Regions from separate parts of the Mus musculus genome. Here regions 1 and 2 are each linked to region 3. Evidence: chromatin loops called from intact Hi-C (ENCODE). Cell type or tissue: gastrocnemius. All regions are shown on one strand. Links, peaks and the distances in the headings refer to the core of each region. The heading gives the core; the rest is flanking DNA.

The links. Hi-C counts contacts between places; a loop is a spot of excess contacts. Peaks named below come from ENCODE experiments on the same cell type or tissue, not always from the same donor. Only the 100,000 strongest peaks of a DNase experiment are listed, where the experiment ranks them.
Region 1: a loop joins it to region 3, with 9 times the contacts of the local background. A loop is called at or near these places in 15 of 42 quality-filtered maps.
Region 2: a loop joins it to region 3, with 6 times the contacts of the local background. A loop is called at or near these places in 11 of 42 quality-filtered maps.

The regions. Positions count from the first base shown.
Region 1 is chr11:54,529,164-54,540,156 of GRCm38, forward strand. All of the region lies in intron 1 of Rapgef6 (Rap guanine nucleotide exchange factor (GEF) 6), which reads left to right. Among named protein-coding and RNA genes, the nearest start is that of Rapgef6, 12 kb to the left of the region's middle. In gastrocnemius, for the core only: a CTCF peak has its summit at 5,969 (motif pointing left); a DNase peak (open chromatin) is centred at 5,959.
Region 2 is chr11:54,416,577-54,427,569 of GRCm38, forward strand. Meikin (meiotic kinetochore factor) reads left to right here. Exons shown (of 14, transcript NM_029105.2): 13 at 1,154-1,274; 14 at 10,072-10,214. The coding sequence ends at 10,103. Among named protein-coding and RNA genes, the nearest start is that of Fnip1, 16 kb to the right of the region's middle. In gastrocnemius, for the core only: a CTCF peak has its summit at 6,607 (motif pointing left); no DNase peak of the experiment used is centred there; H3K27ac peaks cover 3,046 bases.
Region 3 is chr11:54,302,673-54,313,665 of GRCm38, forward strand. It overlaps Acsl6 (acyl-CoA synthetase long-chain family member 6), which reads left to right and starts at 1,152. Exons shown (of 21, transcript NM_001033598.1): 1 at 1,152-1,250. It overlaps Gm51861 (a long non-coding RNA gene), which reads right to left and starts at 1,029. Exons shown (of 3, transcript XR_003949553.1): 1 at 688-1,029. In gastrocnemius, for the core only: a CTCF peak has its summit at 4,931 (motif pointing right); a DNase peak (open chromatin) is centred at 4,946; H3K4me3 peaks cover 352 bases; H3K27ac peaks cover 4,437 bases.

The DNA of each region.
Region 1 (10,993 bases), core at 3,983-8,982, 230 kb after region 3:
AGCCAGTGTACATTCAGAGGGTTCTTGGGGGGTGGGAGGAGGTATTTATACTTCTGGACCCTTTGACCTTCATTTGTAAATCCAACTAAATATAAAAAAAAAGTCAGATCTAGATGAAATCTTTATTAAAGAAAAGCTGGGGGCTGGAGAGATGGCTCAGTGGTTAAGAGCACTTGTTCTTCCAGAGAATGTGGTGGTTCACAACCATCTATAGCTTTGTTTCCTGAGGTTTCATACCCTTTAACAGGCTCTATAGGCACCAGGCACACTCCACAACCATAAATTCAGGCAGAACACCCATTCATATAAAGAAGAAAAACCATGGCCAACTGGGAGTTCGGACCATGTGATTTTTGTTTCTGAGATGGTTAGGAACTTACCTTAATTCTCCCAGAAGGAAAAGCAGCCAACATGATGAGCTTCATGACATGAGGATCTTTGGAAGGGATGTAGTGAATGTGAGTGCTATGAACTGTTCATCATTAGACAAGCTGAGTTAGTTAAAGTAGGGTGTGACTGTACATAAAAAACAGAATGGTGACTTCTGGCATGGCAGTGGAAGCTATCATTCATGCTACCACTAATCTTTCCCACTCCTGTCTACCACTAAAGCTTTTGGACAAGTGCATAGGGTCAAGAATTCACACTGTTGGCCTGGAGAGATGGCTCAGCTGTTAAAGGCTAGGCTTACAACCAAAAATAATTCACACTGTAATGAAGTATAATAGAGAGGTGCACTGTCTTAATTAGGATTTCCATTGCTGTAAAGAGACACCATGACCAAGGCAACTCTTAAAATGTACAACATTTAATTAGGGATGACTTACAGGTGGTTAGGACAAAGCTATCTCAAAGCCTACCCCCATAGTGACATACTCCCTCCAGTAAGGCCACACCTCCTAATAGTGCCACTTCTTGGGTCAAGCATATTAAAACCTTCACATTCCACTCCCTGACCCCATAGGCTTGTTCAAACACGAGTCTATGGTGGCCATACCTAGCTATAGCATAAAACAAAATACATTTAGCCCAACTTCACAAGTACCATAGTCTATTACAGACTCAACAATGTTAAAGTCTCTTCTGCGATTCATGCAGTCTCTTAACTGTAATACCTTATAGAATCAAAATACAAAAGCAGATCTCATACTTCCAACATCATAGGATATATATATTACCATTCCAAAAACTTCATGGTGAGGAAATACTGTACCAAAGCAAGACCAAAACCAGCTGGACAAACTCCATCTCCATATCTGATGTCCAATTCCGTTCTGCTTTGTTGACTACAGCACAATTCTCTTTGGCTGGTTCCACTCCCTCTTAAGCAGCTTTCCTTGGCAGGTTTCCCAGGGCTCTGGCATCTCAAATATCTTGGGGTCTCCAAGACAACTTCAACATTACAGCATTTTGTTCCAATGCCTGGAACACATGATCTTCTGGGCTTCTTCAAAAGGCTTCAGTCACATCTCTAGCTTTGCCCTCTGTATCACTCTGAGCCCTGGTTGACTCCATTCCACTGCTGTTGGTGTTCTTGGTGTTCATCTCATGGTATTGGCAGTTTTCCACTGCAACTAGACTTCACCAGTAGCCTCTCACAGGCTCTCCTCACAGTGCCAAGCTTCAGCCAAGTGGCTCTGGCTTTAGAGTCAAGAATAGAAGGAACTACTGGGACAATTGATACTGGTTAGTTGGAGCTAAGAAATTGGTGGTGATAAGAGACCAGCATAACTGAGGTGAAATCTTCTTTGCATGATCCCTTTTCAGTCCTCTGCTGTTAACTGAAGCTTCACCTTTACTAATATGGCCTTTGCTAGCGTCACACAGTGCCAAGCCTCAGCTTCTTCCCTTCATGCCTTCAAAACTATCTCTGGAAAACAGCTTCTTTGTGCTCTCAGAAGACACTTCCCAGAAGATTAAGCTCTCTCAAAGCCCACCCCCACTGTGACATACTTCCTCTAATAAAACCACACCCACCCCAACAAGGCCACACCTCCTAATAATGCCATTCCCTGGGGTAAGCATATTCAACATACTACATACACTTCTAACTTTGATAACTTTGCTTATATGGTGCTGGAAGCACAGTTTGAAATGCACCAGAAGGAAGATTACTAAGCTAGATCAGATTTGATAAATGGAATAACTAACATAGCAGTGTTCGTTCCTGGAGAAGGAGAGCCTAAACTACAAATCAGTTTCCTTGACTTGCTAAGTTTTGGGTGTTGTTTGTTTTGTTTTAACCTGTTCTATAAAGTTAAGTTCCTATTAATAGGAAATGACTGAAGATGTGCACCCATTTTTCTAAGCTAATCTTTGAGACTGTCTTTGTGCCCTAGATGACCTGGAATTGCTCTGTTACTCAGGCTGGATTTGAATGTACAAAGATCTTCCTGTCTCTGCCTCTTAAGTGCTGGCATTAAAGGTGTGTGCCACCACACCTGTCTGTTTGGGTTTTTGGAGACTAAAAAATAAAAACATTTCTGAATTTAAAACAAAACAAACAAAAAAACAACAAGAAGAAGAAGGAGCAAAAAAACCCAAAAAACCAGAATGGTTATCCTAGCTCACAGGAAGGTGAGGCAGAATGATTAGGAGTTCAAGGCTAGCTTCAGCTATAAGTTTGAGGCTAGCCTTGGCTACATAAGATTTTGTCTCATAAACAAACATGAGAATGAATTCTTCTTGTAGAATTCCCAGGTTTTAGAGTCATAAGCAGCACTCATTTGCTCTTCTGGCGTATGCTTCCAAAGGCCACATTCCTAACTGTTTGGTGTAAATGGTAACTTAGGCCGTGGGAGAGATTCAGGGCTTTGACACATGGCAAACAGTAAGATTGATTCTATAAAACCCCAAACCATAGTAGAACTTGCATAACAGGGCAACAGGTATTTTATTTGATATTTGTGGGGAGAGGGAACATCATTACCAAAATGAGGCTTGCATGTGCAAAGGAACTGAATTCCAAAGAAGTAAAATAAAATTTCTTGTTCAACTTGGGGGTCCCTGATGGAGGAGATGGAGAAGGGACTGAAGGAGCTGAGGGGGTTTGCAGCCCCATATAGGGAGCAACAGTGTCAACAGGCCAGACCCTCTGGAGCTCCTGGGGATTGGACCACCAACCAAAGGACATACATGGAGTGGCCCATGGTGCTGGCCACATATGTGGCAGAAGATAGCCTTGTTGGACATCAGTGGGAGGAAAGGCTCTCTGGCCTGAGGATGTTCAATGCCCAGGGTAGAGGAATGCCAGGGTGGGAGGATGGGAGCGGATGGGTGGAAGAGCACCCTCACAGAGGCATGGGGAGGAGTGATGGAATAATGGGTTTCCAAAGGGGAGACCTGGAAAGGGGAAAACATTTGAAATGTAAATAAAGAAAATATCCAAGAAAAAAAGGAAATAACTGCAGGAAAAAAATTCTTGCTCAAGCTATATGACTTAACAGGGTCTTTTTTAGCACTGACTTTAGTTAGAATAATAAACAAAGGTAGCTTCTTAACTTTGGACTTTCTGTTGTTGTTGTTCTTGTATTGATACCTATATTGATGCTTCCTCTACTAATTAGTGCTTTTAACTCTTTTATTGCTTTAAGACAGTGTCTTAACATAACCCATGGTGGCCTTAATCTGGTGTCTTCCTGCTTCAATCTCCTGAGTTCTGAAATCACTAATATACCATGTCTGGCTATAATAAATAAATGACATTCATTTAATAACATCTTATACAGTAAAGTTGACTCTTTGTATATTAGTTACTTTTCTCACTGACAAAATACATATCAAAAGCAACATAAGGAAGAATTATTCTGGCTCACAGTTTGAGGAACAGAGAGAACATGATGGCAGGGAGGCATGGCAACAGGAGCTTTGGCAGCTGGTCACACTGCACCTCCAGTCTGAATGCAGACAGGTGCTTGCTGGTGCTCAGCGGACTTTCTCTTTTCTTGTCAGTCCAGGACACAGCCCATAAGGTTGATTGTGCATCCATATTAACTTTCTAGAACACCATCATTAGACAAGGCCTAGGGTGTATTACTACTTTCTAAATCCTGTCAAGTTGACAATTAAGATTGGCCATTACACTGTGTACCTACAAGTGTAATTTTGGAAGGCCATACAACTGCAGATTGGGAATGTTTTCAGAAGGGATGTGGGCTGTATTTCCATGGTATAATGTTTGCCTGTAATGTGTGAGTTTTTGGAGTTTGATCCCTCACCAATGCAAAAGTAAAAGAAAAAAGTATTGTAGATGAGATTGTGTCTATACTGAACACAGACTTTTTTCCTTTGTCATTCTTTAATACCATATCACAACATTTTACCTAACAACTTCAGAACTGGTGGTTTGATTAAGAATGGCCCCCATAGGCTCCTAGAGTGGAATGCTTGGTCACCAAGGAATGACATTATTAAAAGGTATGACCTTAAAGAAGTGTGTTACTGAGGGTGGACTTTGAGGTTTCAAAAGCTCAAGCTCTCTCTCTTTCTCTCTCTCTCTCTCTCTCTCTCTCTCTCTCTCTCTCTCTCTCTCCTGATTTAGACATGCTAATAAATGGACTAAACCTCTGAAACTGTAAGCCAGCCCCAATTAAATGGTTTTCTTTATAAGAGTTGCCATGGTCCTTGTGTCTCATCACATCAGTAGGGCAAATACTTTCTCATCACTGCCTTAGTTTTTCAAGGTAAAACTAAGACCACCAGAGACCATTACACAGAAACTCTTAAAACTGAAAAGAAATTCTTTATTGCTGGCCTGCAGCTGCATTGGGAACTTGCCTACATCATGCAGCCCCAAGCCTTTCTCTTTATGCACCAAAAACATATCCTGGTTGTCATAGTTCAGATAGCAGGAAGCAGAACTACAGAAGCCAGAAAGCAAGGTTAGTACATTTCGAGACTTCCTGGAACTGTAGACTAGGTCTTTGATGGGTTACATCTATGTTCCTGTTTTGGCACACTTTGAGGCCTACATGTTATGATTTACAGTCAGAACGTTGCTTCTAGCATAGTGTCTGTGTTTCTAAGGTCTGGGGGCCTGTTACATTAGCTATATCTCAGAGGTTCTGATAAATTGTGCTTTGATTTTCATTTGAATCTAGGTATTTTTACATTTCCTCCTTGAGTTCTTCATTGGTCATTCATAATTGCTCAGACCCATTACCATTCAGAGAGAAGAAGACAAACTACTATTAGCAGCAAACTGCAACAGACTCTACACAGTAAATACACTTGACAATGGATTGAAGCCCACTGATGTCATCTGTTAATTATCACAGGACATAAAATGACAAGGTTGCATATAATGTGCTTTGAAGTTAAAATCATTTAAGGTCCAGCACTGGGGAGGCAGAGGCAGGTGGATTTCTGAGTTCGAGGCCAGCCTGGTCTGCAAAGTGAGTTCCAGGACAGCCAGGGCTATACAGAGAAACCCTGTCTCCAAAAACCAAAAAAAAAAAAAAAAAAAAAAAATCGTTTAAGGGGTTAGTGTGGATATAGTAAGTGGATGAAATAAATGAAGGGGAAAGGCAGGAAAAGGGAGAAATACATTAAAAGAAAGGAAAAAGAAGCAATAGAGAAGTATAGAAGAGAAGAGAAAAGAACAAGAAATTAGAAAAAAATTAAATGAAAAATAAAGATTTCCCAATAATGAGAAAATTCAAAAGCGAAATTAGGTAAATGCAAGAAGGGGACTAAAAAAGATAAGATCATCTAAAATAGCTTAAAGTGCTATTTAAAAATAGTGTGGGAACGAGGAGGATACATGGCAGAATGATATAAGAGAAAAGAGAAATATATTGTTCAATAAATTTCTGTGCGTGAGGGCTGGAGGGGGTCAGTTAAACTGGGTTTCTGTCTTTCCTAGAGCTTATGCTGTTGCTGTGTTTCTTAGGTAAACTTGCGGTGTCTAGCACTGCTGTCTTCATTGATAATTTTCCTTGTCTGAACACCAGCGGCCTCTGCTGGCCATACTTAAATTGCACCCTGTGGCAGGTTCTCTCCCCTGGCAGAAGTTCTGTTGGGAATGTTTCTCTCGGGTACCTCAAAAGTGTGAGAAAAAGTCAAAGCACATGGGAAGGACATGTCTCCGTACTTTAAAGATCTCCTGGTTTTCAATCACTCTGCTAGATTGATATGTCAGTGGTTCTTTAGTACACCACAGAACCTCCAACGTTCTCAGGCTCTTTTGGAAGTGTTGATGGCTCCAGAGGTTGATGAGCTACTGATCTCAGGCTATCAAACTCCAGAATCATTTCAATAAATGAACTATTGATAAGAGACTATCATCCTTATGTACTTGCCTGCTTGGATGAGTCCCCCCAATTCCCTGTGCCCTTCAGCTTGCCAGCCTTTATCTAGCTCACTGTTCTCTATAGCTGTTTTCCTGGGCCTTCCTTCATCCTATGTCTTTGGCAGGCCTGATTGCAGTTTCCAGACCTCTGGTTCCCCACTCAGCTTAACAATAGGTTCCATCTCAAGATGGTATCTGGCTCTGCCATTGGGGTCTAATGTAAAGTGATGAAGTGGAACTTCAGTTTATATTGATTTTTCCACCAAAGGAATTTGTTTCTCACCAGAACCTCCCAACAGGATTTGAAGCTTATCAAGGCTTTGTACTTTTCTTGACTTGCTTGGCTTATCTTTTGCCCTTGCTTCTCCCATTCCCCGCCTGGGCACAGATGCTATGCTTGCCTACTCTTTTTGGTTAATCACATGTGGGTTTTTTTTGGCATTTTCAGATATTCTTTCACTCCCTTTGTGGATTTCCAAAACTCTTTCATGTCTTTTTCTGTTTGGGATAGTCTTGTCTTCTGACTTATTCCATCTGGTCAAATACCTCTTGCAAGTTCAGGGTGGTAGTGGGGGGGGGGTTGTGTAAAGTGTCAAAGGTCATTGGTATTTTGATACAGATTACATTACATTGAGTCACTAAATTACTTTGGGAGGCAGAAACATTTTAAACAGTTATATGGAATTTTTCTACTTTGTAGATGTGCTTGTGTACATAAATGTATGAATACATAACATGTTCATATGTTCGTGCATTTCGTATGCATGCATTCCTCAGTAGTATTTTATTTATTTGGGTGCACATATATTTAGGAAAGTTACTTTCTCTGCTGAATTAATCCCTTATCATAATACAGTGATATTTCTTGTCTCTTTTTACTCTTGACCTTTGTTTTTTTGTTTTTGTTTTTCTTTTGGATTCCATTTTAATGATAGAAGTATTCCATTCCTTTACTTTGCATCTGTATGTGTCCTTAGAGTTGACCTGGATTTCTGATAAGCATATAGAGTAGTTTTTCTATTTAATCATTCTTTGTGTGTTTGGGAATTGTTTATTTGCCTATAATACTGAGGATTGAGCCTGAAGCCTAGTACATGCTAGGAAAACAGTATTATACCCCGAGACTGTTTAGCTGGGGACCTTAACTCACTCAGATTCAAAGTAATCCTGGAAAGGTATGCTGTTACCATAATCATTTTGTAATGCATTCTCTAGTTTTGTTGTTGCTCCTATTTTTTTTCTTTCTCCCTTTCTTGTAGTCTTTCTTGATGGTTTAGTGCTTTACTTACTATTTGGCTCGAGTAGTGTGGCTTGATTCTTTATTACTTTTGGTTTGTATATTATAGATTTTTTTCCTTATGGTTTCTGTGATGCATACAAACATCTTTTAGTTTTAACTATTTTTAAATTGTAGCACTTCAACATGATCATAAAGGTACGAACAAACCAAAGGAACAAGAACAGTTGTTTTAATCTAGACAGGGGTAGGGCCATGATAATATATATAGTTTATGCACCATTTTTAGCAATATTAGAGCATCTGGATATGTCTGTGTAAGGACTCTCACTAGTCAGCTTTGTACTTTTTCCATGTTCTCTTATTTGTCAATCTCTTGTGGTTTGAAGACCTTCCCTTTACCATTCAAGATGTATCTGATGGGACAATATCCTCCTCTTGCTTTTGTTTGTCTGGGAATGATGTTATCTCCTCAATTACGTACAATATTCTTTTTAAAAAACATTTATGTGTATGTGTGTGTATATTTTTTTTTTCCTTTGAGTGTGTAGGGGAAGGCAAACGATGTGTGCCGCTGTGCACATGTGGAGTCAGAAGAGTGCTTGGAAGAGTTGGTTTTCTCTTTCCATCTTGGGTATTCCAGGAATGGAATTCAGGTTTTATGCTGGGCAATAGGCAGTTGTTTTAATATTTCCCTGGCCCTGGACACACTGTTCTTGATTAATGGTGCTTTTTCTTCAGTGATATGAAAATTTCATGCCACTTTTTTCCTGCCTTGTAAGATTCCTGCTAAGACTGCTATCATGAGAATAGGGATACTTGCATGTGTTATTGATATATTTTCATGTACAGTCTTTTAAATATTTATATGTACACATGTGTTTTGCTAACACATATGTCTTACACTACTTGTGTGCCTGTAGAGGCCAAAAGAGGACATCAGATGCTCCTGGAACGAAATTACAGATGGTTTTAAGCTGTCATGTGGGTGCTAGTAGCTGAACTCAGTTCTCTGTAAGAGCAGCCAGCTAAACCATCTCTCCAGCCCTTAAAATCTTTTTTGTCTTTCATTTTGAGAGCTTAACTATAGAGATATCTTGGTATAGACTTGCTTTAGTTAGATATAACTGGTGTTACCTTTAATCTTTTATTATATATGGATATTTGTATCCTAATACAAATTCTGGGGTTTTTTTCACTCAACGTGTTTTCTACTTTTTTTTTTTTCTTGCCATTTTTAAATTCTTGGGACCCTGTAACTTGAGTACAGAGTACAGGGTACTCAAGTACCTTCTTTACCATCACAAAGGATCCATAGTTTTTAATTTTTTCCATGTACTTGTCATGTATTTTTCTCCCTGGTGTGTGTACACTTTGGTACTTAAGCACAATTTAAGCCTAGGTTTGTCTTATGTAGATTCTATATATATCATTTCTTGGTGTGTGTGTGTGTATATATATATATATACACATACATACATACCAAGAAAGTATAGTCTTTTATCTGCAAGCTTCTGCCTGAGGTCCTGTAGGCCCTGCTGCCTCATCTTTAGCTCCACGTTTCTTTCTGATGTGTATTATATGACAGTGCAGGATTCAACCTTGTTCAGAAAAGAATCTCTTTGGATAGATCTTTGATCCTTGGGCTTTTATGTCATACCAGTCGCCATCAATACTTGTAAGATGAGTAGTACTTTTAAACCCACATACTACCAGCACAATACATAGTGTCCTATGACCAAGGGTCACAGTGCTATGAGCTGCCTGTTGCTGAGGTGGACTCCTAGCCCAAGATGACTGTAACCAGTCATAAGTATTAGTTTTCTGATTCTGGGACTCTTCAGAGACACTGTCTGACCAGCCTAGCACTAAGTTACAGCATATAGCTTTGTGCTTACTATGCTGTCCCATGGTTTGGGTCTTATACCACACTGTGCTGCCAAATGTTGGGATAGTGTTGATGAAGGTTCAGTCCTGATCCACCAGGCTGATTCTTAAGCCTGGTCAGGCCTTACATGCTGAAGCTTAACAATCTCAGGTGCACTGAGGTCCATAACTGCTGGTAATGAAGGATGTGTCTGTCCTGCTAGCGTATGGACCTATCTGGCACTTTGGCAGTTTGAGAGAGACAGTGCCTTGGCTACCAAGATGCTAAGCTGTTTCATACCTGAGTCTCTCACAGCTATAGAGAACTGTACTACTTTAGTAGATCAGATGTGCCGTGGAACCAGTCCAAGGCTGGAAACAATACAGGCTGAAGCTGGAGTTTTGATTTACCCATACACAAATATCTCCCTGTTGCAGGAGCCAGATTCAAGGCTCTTTGTGTAAACTTTAGCCTGCATATAGGGCATTCAGTTTCTACAGGTGTTTGGTCTCACTTTGGGCCAGGCATAGAACTCTAGGACAAAGCCTTTGGCTAGTTTTTATGCTCTGTTCCCTAGCAAATGGAATCTTATTTTCCCTCTACTGCCTGAGGTTGAAAGAGGTAGTCAACCTCCTGACCTAAGCATTGTTGTAATGGATAGTGGGCTGCTGTCAGGGGTCATGTGACTTTGCCTAACGCTGGGTTTTGCCATGGCAGGCCTGGCACTGAGTATCAAGTCTAAGATATGGGTTTAACTTCTTCACTGTACCCTAAACAAGAGCCCATTGAATATATCTACAATAAATACTGTAGGTTTGGATTGTTTGAAGGGTGCAAGAGAGCTTGTTTGTTTTAGGATGACAGTGACGCCATCACTCACCTTCACACAGAGAAGTTTAGAAAGTCTGGTCATGCCTTAGTTAACAATGGGGATATGTTCTGAAAAAAAAATCATTGGGCAATTTTGTGATTGTATGGACTTACATAAACTCAACATAGTACAGCTAAATCACTTTCTGTGGCATCTGTTTACACAAGAATCACACAGACACACGAGTCTGTATTGCCCTATGACATAAAGTTAAGAAATGTAGTAAGCATGAGTGAGGCTTGTGCCAGTATAATATGGCATATGCTATTTGCAGTGAATTTTAATTTATTTGGCAGTGTTACGGATGAAACCTGGAGCCTTATGCATGCTAGTTGGGCATTTTATCCCCTGAGCTATATCCCTAGCCTTTGAACTTTTTTTCTCTTAATGTCAGTACAGGCATACTCTCAAAGAATTATGTGAAATAGTTGGGAAGATATTTTAGTCAGTAATGTGTTTACCTTGCTTGCAAGCGTGAGAATCTGAGTTTAATCCTCAACTCATGTGAAAAATCAGATGTGATAGTATTTGTAGGATTCTTGTTGTTAACCATGCAATCAACCAGCATTAAGTGAATTCCAGGCCGGTGAGGGAGACTATGTCGCCAGTAATAGGTAAACAAATAAGTGGTAGCAAAGGAACAACACTCAGAGTTGTCCTTTGGCCTCCTATGTACAAATGTGTGCATGCGTGAGCATACAGAGCACCAAAATAAGGTATACTGAAACA
Region 2 (10,993 bases), core at 4,078-9,077, 120 kb after region 3:
GGTTCAGGAAGTAGATTGGGCTGTGGTTTTAGAGTATTGCATTATTCATGAGAAGGTTAGCTAGAGTGGAACTCCCTAATTAGAACTATGGCTTGGGCGTGAAAGCCCTTGCCCCAGGAGTGTAAAAACCTCACACCTGGCTTCTAAGAATATAACTGGCCTTAGATAGAACTGGCTTTGTCTTATTGCCTAGTTCCTGCCCATCTTTATGTTTGCATTCCTTTGTTTTATGTAAGAGACTTTAAACATCCGGTAACCTCATTGTACCTTGCTGATGTGTCACCTAACTTCCCTATTTTCTTCTGTATTAAAAGTCTGATGCTCGATTTGACAAATTACATTCAGATTATAGGCACACTCCCTTGTGTCTGTGTCTGTTTGTCACCCCCTTTTCTCCAACTCCTGCCCACCTGTAACCGGAAACCTGCTTTCTCCCAAGGACTGAGGGGGGCTAACTGAGGCCAGTCCGCAGCAGAAGTGAATCAACACCTTTGTACCCCTCATTTAGACAATAAATCAGGACATTATAAATAACCCCTCCAAAGTGTTTCAAATCATGGTTTGCTTTAGCCTCCCAATAAGTACCTGTCTTCTTGGTGTTTGATCCACTGTGTGGTCATTTGAATGGAACTGGTCCCCATAGGCTCCTGTGTTTGAATACAGGTCCTTCCTGTTTGGGAAGGACTAGGAGGTGTGTAGTTGTGTTGGAAATGTATACCTGGGGACAGGCTTTGTGCTTTCCAAAGCCAGGTACTATTGCTCTCTCTGCCTCCTGCTCATAGATTGAGGTGTGTGCCCTCAGCTATTCCTGATGCTGGGGCTTCACTCCACCATATGGATTCTTACCCTCTGGAACCATAAGCCAAACTAAAATCTTTCTTTTATAAATTGCTTTGGTCTTTGTGTTTTATCACAATAGGAAAATAACTAAGATAATTCATCATTCCTTTTTATTTTTCAATACTAAAACCATTACTAAGCCATTCCTTTGACACGGTACATATCCTTGTTTATTTGGGTGTTACTTATTGTTTTCTGATATGATTCTGTCAGTCTAACCAAGAAGACTGAGACTATTTGTACTTTAAATTAGACAGCATTAAATGTAATACTTGGAGGAATTATGCAATAACTACTTTTCTTTCTTTTTCAGTTTTCTCCAAACACATCAGAGATCTGTTGTATTATTAGGTCATCACCAGGAACCAGACAGATGAGAAGGAAAGACCCTGCTGTGAAAAACAGATGTTCTCCTCCTAAAGATGTTCCTCTAGGTATGAGCTTAGCGTAGTGTCCTCATTATATAAAGTGTGGGTTTTTTTTAATGAAAAGATGCTTTCTGTACACAGGAAATTAATTTATAACATGTATCTCAAGATTTTATATAAAACAGAAAAGATAAAATTACAAAAGCCTGGGCAGATTTCATAAACTGAGTAAAATAACTTTTTGAAGATGCATACTTCATCTTTTGAAAACTTTGCTTATGATATTGATTAAATATATTTATCTAGGATGCTGCTCTTTCAATAATTTGAAATTTTATACTGTTTAAATTTTATTTTAGTTGTATTCTTTTAAAAGACAGGGTTTTTTATTTGTTTGTTTGTTTGGCTGTTTTTTGTTTTTTCTTTTCTTTTCTTTTCTTTTCTTTTCTTTTCTTTTCTTTTCTTTTCTTTCCTTTTCTTTTCTTTTTCTTTATTCACCTGGTATTGGTTGAGTACTTCTGTATTAGGCACCATGCTAAGAATCTTAGCATCTCAGTTCCTCACCATGACTATAGTAGATACAATTAGTACTGTTATCCCACTTTTATACACTTAAAAGTAGGAGATTTTAAGTGGTAGATATTATCAAGTGGTTGTGGAAAATTTGGCCATTCAAGGCATCTAACATCAACTACACATTTTTTTTTCTAATTCCTTAGTGAAGCTGAGGAAACGCTCATGAGTGAGGGCCCAATGAAACAACTGAAATTTAATGTATTTTCTATATGTCCACTGTTCACTCTTGATTTTTGTCCTCATTTCTACCACAGTGTTGGCTTTGAGCATGCTTCAAAGTCATGGAGAATTCTCTTTGTAAATGACTGCCTGATTTCCTAAGTCAATACTGCTCATTTTATACCTAATAATTATATTACTGAGGGTTGCCCGGAGTATCAGAACAATTATTAATAAGTATCTGTTTCTCTATGGATACTCACAAACATAAAGTGTTTAGTACTTCTGGGGGAGGTTCTTTATATAGAGTGTGGAGGAGCAATAAAGAACCTTTCCTGATGTCTCTTGTGCTCAAATATGTAAATACATATGTGATAGATAGATAAGTAGGTAGATAGATAGATAGATAGATAGATAGATAGATAGATAGATAGATAGATGTTTTATATTAGAGGAGACTTAATACAGGAATTGGTCAAATGGTTATGGAAGCTTCAGAATCCAGTGGCATGCTATCCAAGTGCTAGAGAACCAGAGATGCCAGTAGCATTGCTAAGTCAAAACTCAAAGACTTGAGAACAAGGAGTGCCTGTGGTTGGTGTAAACTCTTAGCCAAGAACGATGAGCAGTAACCATGCATCATAGTTAGGATTTCCATTGCTATGAAAGGACACTATGACCAAGACAATTCTTATAAAGGCAAGCATTTAACTGGGCCTGGCTTGAGTTTCTGAGGTTTAGTTCATTATCATAGCAGGAAGCATGGCAGCAGGTAAGTAGACATGGTGCTGGAGAAGGAGCTGAGAGTTCTGTATCTTGATTCAAAGGCAACCAGGAGAGGACTGTCTTTCTGGCAACTAGGAGGTGGGTCTCAAAGCCCACCCTCACAGTGACACGCTTCCTCCACTAGGCCACACCTACTCCAAAAGGCCACACATCCTAATTGTCCCACTCCCTGGGCCAAGCCTATTCAAACTACCGCAGCATAACGCTTAAAACTACTGTGACCTGATAGTTCTTCTACTGAACCGATGAGTCCATTACTTTTTAATTCAACCTCACTCAAGTTCTCAGGCAAAAAAAAAAAATCACACTGGTTCCCTTCTGAATTTTTATGAGCTGGATTGTCACTGTCCGCATTTCTTTCCACACTCTCTGGAGTTTTCCAAACTCCCACTAGAATGGCCAATTAATCTCTGCTTATAAATTCTAGGACTTCTTTAACCCAGAGCTCCAGATTCCTCTACATTCCTCCCACAAAACAGTCCCAAATGCCTAAGAACTGCACAGTCTCATTTATTGGAGCAGTGACGACACTCTTGGTACCAACTTCTCTTTCTTTCTTTCTTCCTTCCTTCCTTCCTTCCTTCCTTCCTTCCTTCCTTCCTTCCTTCCTCCCTCCCTCCCTCCCTCCCTCCCTCCCTTCCTTTTTTTTTAATTAATCATTCCACTCGTTTACATCTCAAATGATATCCTACTTCCTGGTTACCCCTCCACAAATCCCCCATCCCACATCCACCCTCTCCCTGCTCCCCTTTGCCTCTGTGAGGGTGCTCCCACACACACACTCTCCCCCTTCACTGCTCCAGCATCCCCCTACGCTGGGGCATCAAACCTCCACAGGACCAAGGGCTTCCCTTCCCATTGATGTCAGACAAAACCATCCTCTGCTACATATGTATCTGGAGCCATGGATCCCTCCCCATATACTCCTTGGTTGGTGGTCTAGCCCCTTGGAGCACTGAGTGCTCCCACCAGCCAACATTGCTCCTCCGAGGGGGTTGCAATCCCCCTCCACTCTTCCAGTCTTTCCACCAGCTCCCCCATCAGGTTCCCTGAGCTCAGTCTGATGGTTGGCTCCAAGCATCCACATCTGCATTAGTCAGTTGTTGGCAGAACCTCCAAAGGAACAGCCACACCAGATTTCTGTCAGCAAGTGCCTCTTGACAACAGCAACAGTGTTGGGGCTTGGTGTCTGCAGACAGAATGGAGCCTCAGGTGGGGTGGTCCAAATATCTGACAAGAAGCAATTTAAAGGGAAGGAATTTATTTTGGTCCATGGTTTAAAAAGAAGTACAGTCAATAATGATGGAGAAAACATGGTGGCAAGAACATGAGACAGGTGGTAACATTATATCTGATGTTAGGGAGCAGAAAGTGGGCAAGATATAAGCCTGATCTATAAAACCTCAAAGCTTTCCCCTAATGACCCAGTTCCTCCATGAAAGTTCCATTTCCTATAGGTTCTACAGCTTTCCAGAATAGTACCACCAACTAGGTGATGGTCTCGTAAGGGACACTTTGTATGCAAACCATAACAGGATGATACCACTCTCACTCTGTAAAGTAGCCCATAAATTCACATGTAGCAGCTTTGGCAGAGTGCTATATGTATAAATGGCATATTCATATCCAAAGTGTTTACCTTGTAAGAACAAAACACTGCCTTTTGCAAGATAAAAGTTTTTCAGTGTTGCTGACTGAGCACTTCAAGATGTACTGCTATCATAGAGCCAGCTAAGTCTGTGTTGATGAGCCTGTGCTCCCTGCTACCTAGTTCATTATAAACAAGGACAGAGAGGATACCAATTAGATTCTTTCCTCTTTCTCCAACCTTGTGCTGACGGAGGTTGCTAGGGAAAAAAGAGACTGACTGGTATCCATAAGCATTAATTATACTATCCATTTGATTATTAAGAATCCTTCTCTGCTGAGGTCACCATTTGGTATATATTTGTATGTCATCCAAATAAATATATTCATGGTTTTTGTCAGTTTAGAGAACTTTATACAATGCCTCTTCTCAAATGTCTTTTCTTCTATTTTTCCAATCACATTTCTTCCAAGTCTCAACCATCTATCCAAACCTTGGTTAGCACCTATGAATTGGTATGCATCCAACAGCTGATCTTTCCTTCTTCCAGCAAAACAACAACCAGGTACACTTCTCAAAGTCCTGCCCCAGGGCAAGCAGATTTCACAGGATTTTTTTTTTTTTCTGAGACATATCAGAGGGACTGGTCAGTATTTACCAGATCTGATCTTTTTTTCCTAGCCAGCTACCTATAGAACACTCCCCATGACCTTTAAATGTAGCCTGGATGAGAGAAGATAAAGAAGTTAAAATACGGGCTATGGCACTTGGATCAGTTCTTTATGTGACCTACTTGTACCTTCAGTGAATGCTTAAGGGCAATCCTATGTGTATTAGTTTCATTTGGCAATAAAGATCTGATCTTCACTTTGTGAAGTCATGTAAAATACAGTAGTGCTCAGTAACATAGTGGTCCAGTGTTATGGCCCATTCACAGGCTAAATTTTTCTTCCGTGTTTTAGTATTTATCCACCAATGATAGCTGAACTTCAGTTTTTAATCCTAGAGGCCATACTGTTCAGCTTTAGGTCCTGCCAAAAGATCCAGGCAACATCTCTATTTGTCAGGGACACTGAATCTACTGGATGGACCATGTAGTGCAAGTGTTAGAGCATTTTGCACCATAGCTTGTTCTGAGCCTCTTGTTAAATTGTATAATATTTTTAGGTCATTTGGTAAATGGGCTAAAATAGTACACACAAATAAGATACACATTGACAACAAAATCCATAATGGCCCATGAAGGAGTAGGAATATGCCTTTTCTGGTTATGCCAGAACTATGCTATGCTTCAGGGGTCATCTCACAGTACGGGACCCCTAGGAGCCCTGAGATAGAAGATTCCTAGCACAGTTCCACTTGTCAGCAATGATGTCTCTGTATGTTCATCAAAAGATACAGACTACAAGTCCTTCTATCTGGGAAATCCCAGAGAATGGCCCTGACCAAAGTCCATCTCTTGGTCAGTATTTAATATTTAATAAAGCTTGATTTAAATTTGCACCCCCAAAAGATACAGACTAGAGCCAGATTTAGGGGTGTACATATTTAACTCCAGCACTCAGGAGTCAGAGACAGGTGGGTAGATCTATGTGAGTTTTTAGGCAACATAGATCTCTGTTCTATGTAGCAAATTTCTGGCCACCTAGGGCAAAAGACTTGTCTTAAAAAAAGATATAAACTAGAATATTTATTGGTCATAATAATTTGAAACTACAATCTAGCCAGATGCGCATCAATTAAAAATAGGTAAGTCAACTATAGTATGTTCATTCAAATGCTACACAGTAATAATCAACATAGAGTTAAAGGAAACTGTTTTGTTGGATCATGTTAATAAACTTCACATAAGATATTAGACATTCTTAGGGAGCATATTTACTATTATTTATTTATATTTGTATAGCAAAAACCAGGTAAACTGAACTCTGAAGGAACTGGGAGTGGACACCTCCATTAGAATGATGGTTTTAACTAAAGAAGTTGCTACAGATAATTTTATGGTGCTGGTTATGTTAGCATGTTACACTTATGAAAAATCCTCAGGCTGAACATATGTGTGTGTTGGGGCGGTTGTTTATATGTATGCCAATAAAAACTTTATTAATAAAAATAGGAAAAGTATTGATCTTTGTAGGTCTGTCATACTAGTTTATGACATCAGATATTGTCAAAATTTGGAGGTTAAGTAACAAATCCAAATTAAAATGTTCATGGGAGATTTAGATGTTCACAGCTGGCCAGTGAATTTAGAGACCCTTGATGAATGGTGAACTGCTGCCGCCATCTCCTGGCTTCTTGCTAAGAGCAGCCTCCTCACCTGACTGCCCTTCGACATCTTGCTCCTTGTGTCTGCCTTTCGTTTAGTAAAAATAGCAAAGCACCAAGCTAACTTGTGATCATGTTATTTAAAATATTCAACAGCCTATTCTTAGCATTGGCATTTAAAGTTTTCTCGATTTGGCAGTAACCTAATCAGGGCTGGAGTGTAAAGTTCATTTTGATGATCTAGGACCCTGTACATATGACTGAAAAGGGAGCGTGTTGACTAGCACTATGTTGCCTAAAGAAAAAAAAAAACTTGGTTTAAGGAAACACTAGCCACAAAAATGATGGGACAGGGAAGGCAGAGTGGTACATAGGTTCTGAAAATGGTGTCTACTAGGTAGCAAGGCCTTAGAAAATGTCTACATCAACACTTCACCTTGATAGTCTTCTGGCCACCAAAACAACTGAATACCTGATGAGTTATAGGTGCCAGAAATAAGGCAGAGGACTCTGACTCATGTTAAAGTTTCCAGGTGATTATAATAAACACTAAAATATTGAGAGTCGTGTTCTTTTCTATTTTCTCCCTCTACAGATGACAAATTGTTTTCACCAGATTGATAAGTGATTTTTGTCCTAGTTTACTCAACAGATAATTACTGGCCAAATCAGAACTATATGTACTGTATAAACCTAAAAGAGAATACTCTTTTTGTTGTTGGTGGTGGTTGGGTTTTTTTTGTTTTGTTTTGTTTTTGTTTTTGTTTTTGTTTTTGTTTTTGTTTTTGAGAGACAAGGTTTCTCTGTGTAACCCAGCCCTGGTTGTCCTGGAGCTCACTCTGTAGACCGGGCTCACCTTGAACTCACGGAGCTCCTACTGCCTCTGCCTCCCAAGCACTGGGATTAAATGCATGTGCCACCATACCTGGCTAAGAGGACACTTTTAGCCTTGAATCATATAATCATATAATCACATATATATATATATATATCCCCTTCTCTTTCTCTCTTGATAAAAAACTTGAGTTTTTAGATAATGATAGTGGATAGAAATGGACACAGACACGCAACAAATGAGGTGGAAATAATTCTGTGTAAGTAGCAGAGTGATGGTAACAGAAGTCTTTGGATAATTCTGACACATGAGCAAATTCCTTAAAAGTCTATGGATTTTAGTATGCTACCTGTAAAATTGGTTAAATAGTAGTTGTTACCTAAAAGAATTGTAAGGCTTATAGACAAACTATGTAAATTATCTGGAAAATATATTAACCACTCATTATTAAGTTCTATAGCTCAGTGAAGAGCGCTTCCCTGATATATGTGAGACTCTGGGTTCAATTCCCAGCACTACAAAAAGAAGTCACCTCGTGTGCAGTAGGATTTGCTGTTAGGTGTTTGATTAGTTCCTCAAGTGTAGCTGACATATCTCTTTTGAAAATGTTAACTTGGTTTTTCTTAAATTGCAAAAAGTCTAAAATATGTGTGTAGTTGCTGTATCTAATTATACACTTGATTATGCTATCTCACATGAAGAATAATTTGTCAAGTAAGAATATATCAAGTAGGTATACCAAATATATATAGTTATAACAAATATGTATAGTTATATATAGTTATAGTTTTATAGTTATAGCAAATATATCACAGACAGACATACTTACCTACTGTAATTACAAAGAGGAAGTATGGCCAGTCAGTGCCTTAGAGGAAAAGAAATCAACATGTTTCGACATCATAAAGAATTCTCAAGCCTGTTGTTTGGTTGACATGCATCCATGCATATAAATATGGAGTTCTGTAGTTGGCCGACTCATTTGGGAAATACTCTTGGAGTGTGAATGTCATGTTCTAGATGGTTACTTTCTGAAGTTGATATAGTTGCCTCCTTCTGTCAGTTAATAAATAATCTGATAGAAGATATCAGATGACTAAAACAACTCTGATGGAGACATGTGTGCCTTAATAGAAATATATATGGGATGCTATTAGGGTACACAAGGAAGGGGGTCTCCTTTAGCAGATGATCTAAGGCCCATGGAGAACCTTGGGTACAGGCCTTCTAAAAGGAAGTATCAGTATAAATATAAGCATAGATGTCTAATGGTCTTCCAAGGAGTTGAAATTAGTTATGCCTGCTGCCCTTGCAGACTTGACCTTTGAAAAACTTAAGAATTGACTTGTATTGGGAGGTAGATGGTGGAGCATCTCTGAGGTCATGCTTACTTTCTACCTTATTCTAATCAAAGATACTTTTTAATTGATCATTTTCTCAAGAAGGTTTAGATTTGGAAGAAGTGAGCAGAAAGTAAAAAGGGTGGTTGTGACTTTTGTCAAGTCCATATGAACAGAGATGGGAAGATAGACCTGTGCTGGTCTATTTCCAACTATGTTACTCAGACCACCGGAATACTTATAAATACGAATTCTCAAGTTATTGATTTGGAAGTCTGACTCAGGAATTCTAAGAACCAATCTAAAGAGTTGATAGGACTTAGTAACTAACCAGTCACTTGTAAGGAGTGGTAAGAAAAGATGACTGGAAGATGACGCCCAGATCTCTAGTAACTTTTAGTTCCAGAAGTGAGGCTTGATAGTTTATAACCGGGAAAATAAAGGTCAAATCTCTGAGTGTGAGCATATGAAGGTGACATGAAGGCGAGGCGGGGAAATTACAGGGGGGGGGGCGGGTGCCAAGTGACAACATCTAAGTTAGTACACCTAACACAGTGAAAGTGGCTTTCCCAACTTAAATAATTTGTGAAGCACTTGAGGATCGTGTTCAGGTGGAGCTTTTGCTGCAGCTCCTTTAGAGTGGTACCGAAGGATCCTCCATTCTAACACAACAGTAAGACTACAGTTAGATGTGGCTGCTATTACTGGTTTCTGGATGGGTCCCACTTTGAGTAGCAATGGATCTCTGGCTTATAATCACTTTCCTGACCATCTGATATTTGGTAAGATCATTTTAATCTTACTCACAGATTCCAGCGGGCACAGAGCATGACTATGATAGCAGGGTTTTCTGAGGTGCAAGAATGGAACGGTGACAGTGGGAACACCCTTAGGCGTAGTCTGCATTCGGGTCTCCTGCTGTCAGCTCTGAAGGGAAATCTGCAACAATGTCATATTTGGGAAGAAAGCGAATGTTCCTGCAGCCTGGACTAGGGGAATGAAAAAGAGTGGTAGACAGACGTGAGGTGTTGCCTAGATAGTCACGGAGGGGAACAAGGACAAGCAGCTCAGGGCAGAGTTCCTCTGGGCTACAAGGAGGGGCTACGAAACCACACCGATGCTTCCATTATCAGCCTTTATCAGGTTTCCCTCTAGAATGTTACTAAGCAGGTCTCTTGATGTTTCCAGAAAGAACTCTGTAGGAAGCAGTGGGTGTGGTGCAGGCAGGGAGAGCTCTCACCCTTGAAAACTGGTTATTAGTAATGATTGGACACTTGCTTCTCTACCAAATAATATGTCTTTTTTCTCTAGATATTATAATGAAGACAAATGGCAGAACATAACATCTGTGACTGAATTTTCACTGCTTTGAAGATGTGAATGTAAATATGAAATCCATAGAAGCAGAATGTCTGCCTGAAATTATATAAAATTAAAATTCTCTTATTGTTTGCGATAAACTGTGGGGAAATTCTCCTAATGGTCTTGTCATTTGCTTTAGTCAGTTAAGAAAAGAAACATTCTCCCATATTCTTCTTAAATGTGTGTATGTGTACTTTAAATATGAACCAGTTAGATGTTATTAGAAGACCATGCACCAAAATAGAAGATTTTGTGCCCATTATGGGCTCTCATCAGGTTCCTTCCTTCCTTCCTTTCTTCCTTCCTTCCTTCCTTCCTTCCTTCCTTCCTTCCTTCCTTCCTCCCTCCCTTCCTTTCTTTCTCCCCAGATCTGTCCTTTGTATGGATCAAAAGTAGTAAAGTCGTTGAAGTGCTAAAAATGAAAATGATTATATTACAAGCTATTTTTAACAGAACTTAATTGAAACCACATGAGTGAGAGACCTAATTCCAGGTCTGACTAAAAGAAACTCTACACTCAAAAATTGCTGAAGCAGGAATATATGGTATGTACACTCAATCATACACTAAGTATTTAATATGTTACCTCATCTCTAAACTATCGTCAGCACTCTCTGTAGGGCTGTGATTGTGCTTGTCCCAGTGGTTTCATGGTATAACTTGTGGCATCTGTACAGTGCCTGTCCTAAGGAAACAGAAGCCTGTTGTCAGTGAACAGAGTACAGTTGTATAACTTGGCGAGATGTTAACCCTGATGTTGGGACTAAGGCCACACATAAAAGCAAGAAGTTTCAAAGCTGCTCCAGTAGCAAGGAAAAGCATAAAACTTTCTGTTTAATCTGAGGTTAAGTGACCTATACACTCTTTCTTT
Region 3 (10,993 bases), core at 2,585-7,584:
ACGGGGTCTCCACCTGAGCAGGCAGGCCTTCAATTAGTTCGCTACTGCTGCTGGGAATGCAGGAGGGATTTCTGATTGCTGTGTCACCCACTGGGAACAATCCTGCCACATCACCTCCATGATCCTCTCATAGAGGTGTCTGCCAAGTTTAAGATTCCAGCAAAACCCTTGCCAGGAAGAGACTGGCTTCAAGCAAGAGCAGCCCTCCCAAGACCCGGTTCCTGTAATGGGAAAGAATGGTCTATTGTAGAGACTCACTGTAGATGTTTCTGCAGACTGTACATCTCTAAGGTTCACAGAGATAGGCCAAGAGACACATACCAAACTAAAGATGCAGGACCACCCCCTCCCCAACACATAGAGAGACACACAGATAAACACAGACACACAGATAAACACATACAGATACACACACAAAGAAATTGAAGCCTAGATATGAGTTCAAGTGCACAGAGAGCATCCAATCTCACCTATCCACCCCTTGCTTTCTGATCTCTAATGTCTGGTTTCTCTCCCTCTTACTCCTGGTATGGGTCCTTGTCTTAACCAGTGCCTGACCAAGGTCTGTGCTGCTTGAGCGCTGTCCTCGGTGCTGGAAGCCTAATGAGTCCTGAATGCTTGAAGAACGAGGGGACCTTGGTGAAATCCACTTGAAGATGTCCATCGAGGCCCCATCAGAATACCTACCTTTATTATTTTAGAAAATCACAGAGCCAGGCTTCCTCCTTTTGTTCCCAGACAAAGGGATTGCAACTCTTCAGCTCACTCTTCAGCTCAGCAATGAGACCACCAACAACCTAGTGACCGTATGACCATTTATCACAGCTAAGAGGAACTTGAGCTCTTATGTACCACACATATGCATCACTGCCTGTGTCCTTGGGAGACACCTGTGATTCCATGTGGCTGCCTGTGTCTTCATGAGACATGCCTGGGGACATGGCAGCTGGTGAGTCTTCCCGTGACCTTGTGTGGCCTCCAACCTGACCTTGAGCATTCTTATTAAGTGTGGGTATTATCCAATCTAGCCTCACCTTGATGCCCCCCCCCCCCCCCCCGCCCCATCACTCCCTTCCCTCTTGGGTTTGCAGATGTGGCTCCCAGCAACTACAAAATCAGGTCCTAGGGGGCGTCTGACTCAGCCAGGAACCGGCACTTCAGCATGTGCACTTTCTGGGACAGAAGCCCTGGACCCCCGCTGCCATTTGAGCCTGCCTAGCCATAAAACCTTGGAGGCCGGTCGTGTGGAGGTAGGGTCGTTCATGGGTGGAGGCACGGTGAGGTAGGAGCGGCAGTGAGCCCGTGAGCCCCTTCCTCCAGCCCGTTTCCCCCAGAACGTTGCGGGGCGGGCGGCCCAGCCCCTCCCCCAGTCGGGCTCGGCAGTTCGGATGCCGCTGTCTCTTTGCCCAGGAGTCCCGGCGCGCTGCGGGGCTGGGAGTCGGGTTCCGTGAGGAGCGCGCGCTGCGCCCTCCCCCTCCCGCCGGGTCTCCGCAGCGGCGCGGGGAGGCGGGGGCTAAAAATACCCGGCGGCGGCGGCAGCGGCGGTGGCTCTGGGGCTGCGGGGCTGCGGGCCTGGGAAGCAGTGCGGGCCGGGCTGGGCCGGCTCACCGACATGCTGACCTTCTTCTTGGTGTCGGGGGGTTCTCTCTGGCTGTTTGCCGGTAAGTCCCGGTCCGATCCTGACCACCATTTCCGGGAAGCTGTAGTATCTCGGCCCAGGGTGCGGGTGTGACATCTCCACCTTGCGGAGCCCTCTGCTGCGGCTGCTGAATTGTCCCTTCAAGGTCCCCGAGGCGCCCCCCAATTCTGGTGGGGGTCCATGGGCAGCGTTGGGGAAGCAGCTGGGTCAGCCCGGAGGAAGGGCCTTACTAGCTGAGACCCCCATAACCCCCCTTCCGTTCTCAAGCTCCTTTCTCCTTGTGGTGAGAACCGGTGATCAGATTAGGCCCCGTGCCAAGGGAAGGGCAGACTTTTTGTGTCTGTGTCCATCTCTAGAGACCAAAATCCAAGTTATGTTGCCCCCACCACCACCACCAAGGTCCCTTGGTGAATTGTACGGCAGAGCTGACCTGGGTTTCCTGATCCAGCCAGAAACCTTTCTCACTAGCGGTCCCTGCTGCCCTTTAGCCAGAGGACAAGACTGGTTACTTGCCCCTTAGCTCTGCCCAAGGCTGTACCCTGGCTTCCCCCCTGCCTCACCCCTTTCCCTCCCTCATCCTTGCACCCTCTTTCTTAGGAAGCTACAGGACTCCTGATAAATCTCTGCATAGTACTTTCCCCAGATTCCTACACCCATACCTGTACTCTCCCAACAGGCCCACCCCTTACCAATACTACTTCTCAGCACTGGCCTCTCCCCTCTCCAAGCCTCCGGCTAATACCTCTAAAGGGTTTCCAGCCCCACCTCGGCCCCAGCTCTGTGCAGAATCTCTAAACCTGATAATGTACGTGAAAATGCTTGGCCTAGCCCAGGCCAAATGCTCTCCCCATGCTAATATTTCTTATTTGGTATTCGGATAGCACCATCAGCGGTGGTGACAAAGTTGTTTCTGAGCTAAAGGAAAGGCAGAGGTTGATTCTTTTGTGAGAATCATGTGTTTTCATGTGTGAGTTTTTTTTTTTTTTTTTTTAATATTCACTGTGAAACCTAGGAGGTTGGTGGGACCTCTTCTATTGTTGAGATTTAAAAACTGACTTCCCCAGTGCCATATGGATAACACTGGGCAGATTGGAATTTGATCTCAAGTTTTAGCTGATCAACCCATGCCAAGTGCTTGGTTATATCGTGTCTGAACCTGAGGGGATGGTGGGCCAGGTAATTATTTTTCCCGCCCCCACAATTGTCCTGAGTTAGGCCACAGGGGCATAGTCTCCCTGAGCTGGGGAGACTAAGGCCTCTCTAATCCCTTCAGCTCCCTAAGCTCCTTCTGTATGCCAGTGTCTGGTGACAGGCTGTTCAGGGCCACTCTGGTCTTGCCAACAGGCAAGGATAGGCGAGAGTTGGGATCATGGATAATCAAAATATGATGATGATGATGGTGGTGGTGGTGGTGCTGGTGGTGCTGGTGCTGGTGGTAGTGGTGATGGTAACATACACTATTTATTGCCTACGTGACAAAATTGCCTATGAGCCTCTTCTCAGTACCTGGTCCTCTTTGTTCTACTCCAGGAAGAACCCCACCCAGCATGGGTTCAAAGCGTTGGTCTTTGGTTCAGAAGTTTTTGTGGTTCCAGGAAGGTGTCCGGAGGCTACAGGGCCACTTGTGATAGGGATCATCAGTAGCCTGTGAGAGAAGCCCCTGAGTGGGAGGGCTTCTTGTCTATAACTTGTATACAACCGTCACTGAGTCAGGGTGAGCTTCTGTCATGCTTCCTTGGATAAGAAAAGGGGGCACCTGCCTCACTGAGGGGTTAGACAAGGGCTCTGAGAGTCAAGCAGAGCTTTTCCTGTGCTCGGTGGCAGCTGCTTTCACAGAGGCCAAGCTGCTCTGATTGCTGGAAGGCAGAGTCTGACATGTGCTTTTCCTTAGATGCAATACCCCAGATACATGCATGGTGGGGGCTTTATAGGTCATGTGCCTGCCCTTCTTGGGGCTTTGCTAGATCTCAGGCTTTCTCTTGGGATGGAAGGGTGGAAGGGTCTGAGAAATGTGCATTCACACACACACACACAACACACACACACACCCCTAAGGATGAATTCTGCTTTGTAATCTACTTTATAGCCCAGTGTAGCTCCCAGGTTTCTGCCACTCTGTCAAACAGGAAGATGCTCCTGAGCCAATGCCTGTGTGCTTTTTGCTACTCAGTGCATCCCTAGGGAAACAAACCTTGGTCTGGCAAAAGTTGACCTCAAGGGCTTTCAGGGAAAGATGGGGGAAAAGCAGCCTGGAAGAGCCACGAGCTCTGGGCTGCACAGTACCGAGCCATTCCAGATCTAACCCGAATGTTGAGTTGTAAACAAGGAGACAAGGATATGAGTCCAGCATGAGTCATGTGCTCAGTCTGGTAATAAATATGCCCACCATTTCCCAAGCACTCAGAGGACAATGGGATCAGTGGGTTGGGATTCCTGCCCACCTCTGTGACACCTGTATGTGGACTGTAAAGAGGTACCACTCTTGATACATTACTAAAAGGTACCCCTTCCTTCAGGCTGATGTAGCTCTAAACTCTTGTATAAGATCCAACCTGCTTAACTTCAGACCATACCTACCAGTGATGCCTGTATGGATTTCTGCAGGACGTGGGGCATTTATCAGAGACAGGTAGCCAAATACCAAATAAAAGAAGTCAGAGCTGTCGAAGGTATGCAGAAAGGACTGTGATGGGGCTGAGTTTTCATGTCTTCTGCCTTGAGGACCTGGGTTGTTGGATGGGTCCTAGAGGAGAGGATTTTTTTTTATCATAGAGCACAGAAGGACCCTTTGTTTAGGTACAGTGGCCAGGCTAAATCAGGAACAATCAAGACTGGAGGCAAGGAGTGTTGTGTAGGACTGTTAAGTTACGAGAATATATGTAGCCCAGGTTGGCCCGAGTGGCAGCTGGGCTCCAGAAGGAGGCAGAGATGAACCTCCAGTTCTGACTCCTGCTCTGGGGACATGGACCACACCCTATCGGAGTGGGCCATGGCTACAAGAGGCTGATATGACAGATCTGGCCCAGCAGGCACAAACATGCTCAGTTCTGCCCTATCAGATCCCACCCCTAGCCCCAGACTCGACTAGGGCAATGAGTCCTGGAGCAGTCAAATGAAGCCCAAAACAGTGGCTAAAAATTGGGGCTGATGGTGAAGCTCCAGAAAAATCAGGTATTTGGGGCATGACTCCCAAAGGAAGAAAGTTTGAATTTGTACTCAAGCCTTTACCTTGATTTTTTTTAAGCTGCTTGGCAGCCTGCATGGGCATAAGGCTGCACTAGGAAGAGCAGGCTGGCACCAGGGGGCAGCAGAACCCAGCCATCCTGTTCCCCTGCTGATTCTCTGGGGTTTGTGATTCTAAGGTTGACCTTCTTGAAGCTGAACTTGGCTCAGCTACAGATGCGATAGAACTCAGGGCTGTTCTGTACACGGGGTAGTACGGAGAAGGTCTGTCTTGTTTGCAAAAAGAAACAAGTTTCATATAGTAGTAGGTATGTTGTTTATCTAACCAGCACCTGACACACAGTAGGTACTTAGACATTCATTGAATGAAAGGAGGGAACAGAGTATAAACATATCATCTGCCTGACCTTGCACACACTGTACGGCAATCAAAACGTTTCTATGGTTCTGCAAGCTTCCCTTCAATCTTCCCACAATGCTGTGTTGCTGTTGTCACCACCTACTGCATGAAGCTCTGAGGCCCAGAGGAATTTAAGCGGGAAGATGCCCGTAGAAGCAGAGGGTCAGAATGTCTTCCCAGACTTGCAGTCCAGGAGAGAGCCAGGTTTCTAACAAGCAGAAATGAAGTAGAAAAAAAAAAAAAGCATTCTAGGCCAGAGGGTCCTGATGGGGTGAGGTCAGCAACAGAAGTGTCTGAAGTTAAAGTTAAAGTTGAGTGCCTACAATCCCAGCCCTTGGGATGCAGACACAAGGAACTCAGGGATAGCTTTGACTGCATAGCAAGTTCCAAGTCAGCCTGGGGAATACAATATTGTCTCTCAAAAAAACAAACAGATTGGAGTGTGTGCTGACTGCTCTACCCAGCATAGCTGAGAAGGATCTCCAAGGCAGTGGCCTCACTGTGCAGGGACAAATTCTGGTTAGTCCCTGATATTGTCAGGAGCTCTAGAAGTGAAGGAGAAATATGGATGGATGGATGGATGGATGGATGGATGGATGGATGGATGGATGGATGGATAGATGGGTGTATGGGTGGATAAGTGGATGGGTGGATGAGTGGATAGATGGATGGGTAGATGGGTGGATGGTGGGTGGATGGATGGATGGATGGATGGGTGGATGGGTGGGTAGATGGTGGGTGGATGGATGGATAGGTGGGTGGATGTCTCACAGCTTCAGGATAGATGGTTTGTAGAAGGGAGATTTCTCTGAAGGCTCTTGCTTCCTTGTAATTCCAAGATCTAGTCTCTCTACGGTCAGGTAATTCTAGGTACATTGCCTAGCATACTTGAGAAGACGATCCAGTCAAGTCCCTGCCTTTGTGGTGGCCCTTACCTTGACTTAGCCATAGTTCTCACTCACCATCCACCTGATCTCAGGATCTGGCCTGAGGCTGTCCTTAGGATGCCTGGATATGGATGGATTCCTACCACTCTCACCTATCAGGTATAGCCATACCCAAGTATTCTCCTGACTCATTGAAGACTTGGGATCTATGAGATGTGGGAATAGGCAACACCATATTGCAACAGAAATTCTGAGCTGAACTCCCCTATCTGTTCTAAGATCTAATCGATAATCTCAGATCCTGGATTGTTTCATTCCAACTAGACCCACTGTAGCGGTGAGTTCTGCTACACCAATTTGGCTCCCAGTGGGTCGAATGTGCGCACCCGCCCAGGAGCTATCTTTGGATCCTGGAGTGAAAGACACACAAACACATTAGCTTATTTTTAAAATGCCTTGGCTACCTCAAAGGCTTGGCACTCCTAAACCTTCCCCTGCTACCCCAGGCCCAATCGGGAACCCCACCCAAATTCTCACATAGCTTGTTGGCGCTCCTGTAGCTCTCCTCTTCCTTCTCTCATCACATCATGGCGGTTCTTCTCTGTGCATGCACAACTCTAGGTGTCCTACCCCGTGTCCAACCATTGGCCACTGACATCTTTATTGATCGATCAAAAAGCAATTGGGGCACTTGGACATTCAGATTCCTGGTTGAATCAAAGCATTAGAAGAACATCTCCAACAACCCACCTGACTCTATCCATCTGCCCTTCCCAGAAATGTCCTTCATCCTGCCCCACCCTAGACTAAGCATTCAGGTAGAGGATGTCTGTGGAAGGATAGGAGTTGCTAGCTTGTGCTCTGCCCTGTCAGGCTTGCATTCCAAGCTGGCTGCCTGATGAGGCTTTAGAGCAATAACAATCAAAATCTCAGTTTCCAGACCCTGAGATAAGCAAATCCAGATTGGGGCCCTTTGGAGCCAGGAACCAGCCCAGTGATTAGTGACTACCAGGGGGAGGAGGGACAAGGAGAGAAAAAAGCAACCCTTGGTTGAATAGGCAAACCCTACTAACTGGCTCACAGCACTGTCTGTCTCTCCTATGGATCTGGAAGGAGTAACCCGGACTGAGCCTGTTATCAGCCCCATTTCTCCTACTACATTGAACTGTTGGGACTTTGACCCCCCTGAGAGATCTACCTGCCCACCTACTCCTGCCTTAGCTCCAGCTGCAGACTGGTGTGAACACTGACAGCAGGTTCTGAGGAATGAGCAGAAAAGCCAGTCGACACTGAGGTCACACAGAAACTGGACAGGAAGGTCGGTCCCAGGCTATATGGCAGGACGGTCAGAGCTGAGACAGAGAGAGCAGCAAGGTAGGATGTGGGCCAGCCAGTGAGATCAGGTAGGGAAGTACTCAGAGGTAGACAGGATGTTCTCAGGCCAGTGGAAGGAACGTACTTATCAATGTGGGAATAGGGGTGTCAGGCAGGAACCATCCAGGCTGGCAGGGACCATCATGGCTTCAAAAGTAGCAGCCCCACTGTTCTATTTCCAGAGCTAGGGCCTCATGAAGCCATCTAGACTCTAGCACTCTGCTTAGCAGGCAGAGAATTTCAGTAGTGAAATTCAGCAGATTGGATGAGGTTTTCTGGGATAAACCCTCACCTCACCCCTACTCAGCTATCACTCTGCCAGCTTTTAAGCCTGGCCATGTCTGGGGTCCATGCTCTTCCCTTTGCCAGCAGACTAGTTGGGGATTTAGGTGTTTGTGTTCCTGGTCTCCGTGTTGCAGGCCGGGCAGAGGATAGGATATGACTTGTGAAATTCCCATTTTCTGGGCCCACAGAGTCCTCTCTCCTCCTCTTCCTCTGCCTTTGATTCTCCTCCCTGGGTAAGTTCTCTGAAGTTTCATGGAGACACATCTGGCATCTTGGCTTCATAAATATCCTGTACGGCCCCACCCTAAAGTAGGACAACAACTGGAGGCAGGTGGGTGGTGGCAAATGGCCCGTTTCCTACCAGGGCTGGGCCTTTTCATAGGCCTCAAAGCCAACAAGGTCACATGCCTTGGATTGTAGGAGATCCATGTAACACCTCTCTCACCCTTGTGTGGCTCCAGAAGGACATGTTAAGGCCCTGCCCTGTCTATGCTTTTAGGCTAAATGATGCTGCCTGTATCACTGATTCTTAAGGCAGCATTCTGAGCCTCACATGGGTCTTGGTGACCCTGGGGTGTCAGAGGTGAGGGGACAGAGACACAGCAAGCCACTGTCACAGAGACACAGCAAGCCACTGTCACCCTCAGCAGCCTTAGAATCCCCCTAGACCGTTTAAGAACCTCCAAACCAGGACTCTTGGCTTCAGTGTGGAAAAGAATTTTGGGACTCTCCAGTTCGAGTTGAGACTTAAAGATGCCTTAACATAGGCAAAAGCCAGAGGGTTCAGAGGAAGAGGTGTACTCAGAAAGTAAGACACACCCAGAAGCTCGGGCTTGAGCTTCTCAAAGAAGCGTGTTAAACTCAACAAGTTGATGAGAAACCCTTCACCTGTTCTCGTCTTTATGAGTTAGATGGCTCGGAGATGCCTTGAATGAAGTTATACTGATCAGATGAAACCAGGGGCCCCTGGAGGGTGCACAAGGGCATTGGTATGCTTCCTTTTCATTAAAAAAAAAAAAGATTTTCTGGTGAGATTCCTATAAAATTTACAGCTTTACAGCTAGGAAAGGGGAAAAAAAGGCCTTAAGCAGTTGCCGGCTGTGTTGGAATTCTTGCTTGTGGTATTGTTTGCTAGTGTGGAGCTCTGACTGTATTTCAGAGTCAGGAGGTCCAGACCTGTCCTCATGTTTCCCACGATCTCCCTGCCTCTCCACCCTGAAGAAGCAACAAAAGCACCTGTGACAACACTGTGAGTTCTTCTGGTTTCTGGCCCTGGGCCTTTCCCTCTGTTCTCCCTTAGCATTCACCATAAACACCACAAGAGTTATCAAGGTCTCTTTATAAAAAAACAAAGCAAACAAACTTGTCCTCACTATCTCAGCCATCGATGTTGCTGCTTCTGAAAAGGGACAAGATCCACAGAACTGCAGGAGGGGTGGTCCTACTTGCTGCCCTAACGGTGATACCCCACCCCACCCCACCCCGTGCTTTCCTCAGTGGCCAACAGAGGCTTCTAGGGCACTCTCCAAAGATGCTGGGCTCTTTTCTTTGGATGGGAAGTCAGAATTCAGGGATGTGTACCCTCAGTAGGTCAGCGTCAACAGCCTCCAATAGCATTCCCTGGACCGGCTGGGGCCTTCACTTCGACTTGGTCTGAAAGAGATTTTTGTTTTCTGGTGAGAACAGCCCTGGCCTGACCTGGCTGCAGGAGCCAGCAGCAGGAGTGCAAACCCTTTCATGTGACAGGCCCAGAGTGGAGTGATGCCGGCCTGCCAGCAGCAGGCCCTCCCCTGCAGCTTGGGAGGCAGGGCGTCCATTTGCATATTTCCCCATTCATCCTGCCCTTGAAAAGGAGGCCTGAGTTCTTAGTCCCTGGCCCAGCCAAAAGCCCAGAACTTGAGCCCTAAATTAACCCTGTGGGCCAGAGGCTGAGGCTGCAAGTGCTAGCTAGCTACCACCCCTGACCTCCAGAGTACTGGTGCAGAAGACAGCAGACGTCTGTTTATCAGCACTGCCTGGAAGAAAATTCCCTTTTATTTCTTCCAGTGGCAGCTAGGAAATGTGGTAATTTATCTTTGTTAGGAAAAGTACCTTGAACCAAAGATAAGACTGATTAATTTATTGTTTAATATGTAAGGTACACACACACACACACACACACACACACACACACACAGACCTTACCTGGAATTGTGGGTAAAGGAGCCATCTGGGTTCCAGGCTATAACAGCTGCACTCCTGGCTAAGACACAGCCTGCCTGGGACATTTTTGTATCTCTAGGCCTCAGGGTATCTACAGACCTTGCCTTGGAAGACACGAGGCACAAACTTGCCAGCTGTAATCTCTTACCTTATGTGACTTAATGTCCTCCCATTGGCCTCAGCTTGCACCTCTGGTCCTTGTTACAGCCAGGCACCTGCCTCCTTCCCTACACTGAGGGATCTTGGCAGGTACAAACAGCTTACAGGCTTTTGTACTAACTCATTGTGTCACCCTGCCCCAGCTTAGCTGTCCTTCAGGTCCCCACCCTGGCTCTCCCTCCATTTCTTTCTGAGCAGTTATCCCCCAAGGAAGCAGCAGTGTTCTTAAGTGACAGTCAGGCAAGCAGGGCACTGTTTAGTTTGCCCCTTGCCCCTTAGCAACCTCCATTGTGTCCTTCCAGGATCCTTTCTTCCTCAGGGAACATGGTCCTATCGAGAGGAAGCTATCCATCCCCCGTGTACCTTGAGCACATGTTCCCACCAGGAGAGCAGATGTGTCCTTCACCAGGCTTGAGCTTGCAGCATTTGTGACAATGTCCTCAGTCTAGGCTAGCAATGAGATGGACTCCTGGCCCTGAGGCCAAGGCAATCCAACCATGGACTTGACTGAAAGGGAAAGGATCTTGATATGCCTAGTACTTGCCTTCCTGCACAGCGAGCCCTAGCCTCCATCTGTGTGGTGATCACCTCCATCTGTGTGCAGTGTGGCAGGAGGAATATGGAACTTCAGTTTAGCCACAAGCCCTTAGTCCATTACAGCCACCATTTCTAGTCATTCTGCCTGGTAGATATCTCCAAAGGGGCAGCTACCATTGCTGCTGTTGTCCCTGCGGTCTGTGCTTTGTCCCTGCCTGACTTTCTCTCTGCTAGGGAGAGCAAGGCTTATCTCAGTGCTGGTGAAAAAGATACTGTGTTTCTGTTCGTGACTCTGATCTCAAGGCTCCTTCTGTTTCTGTGACTCTG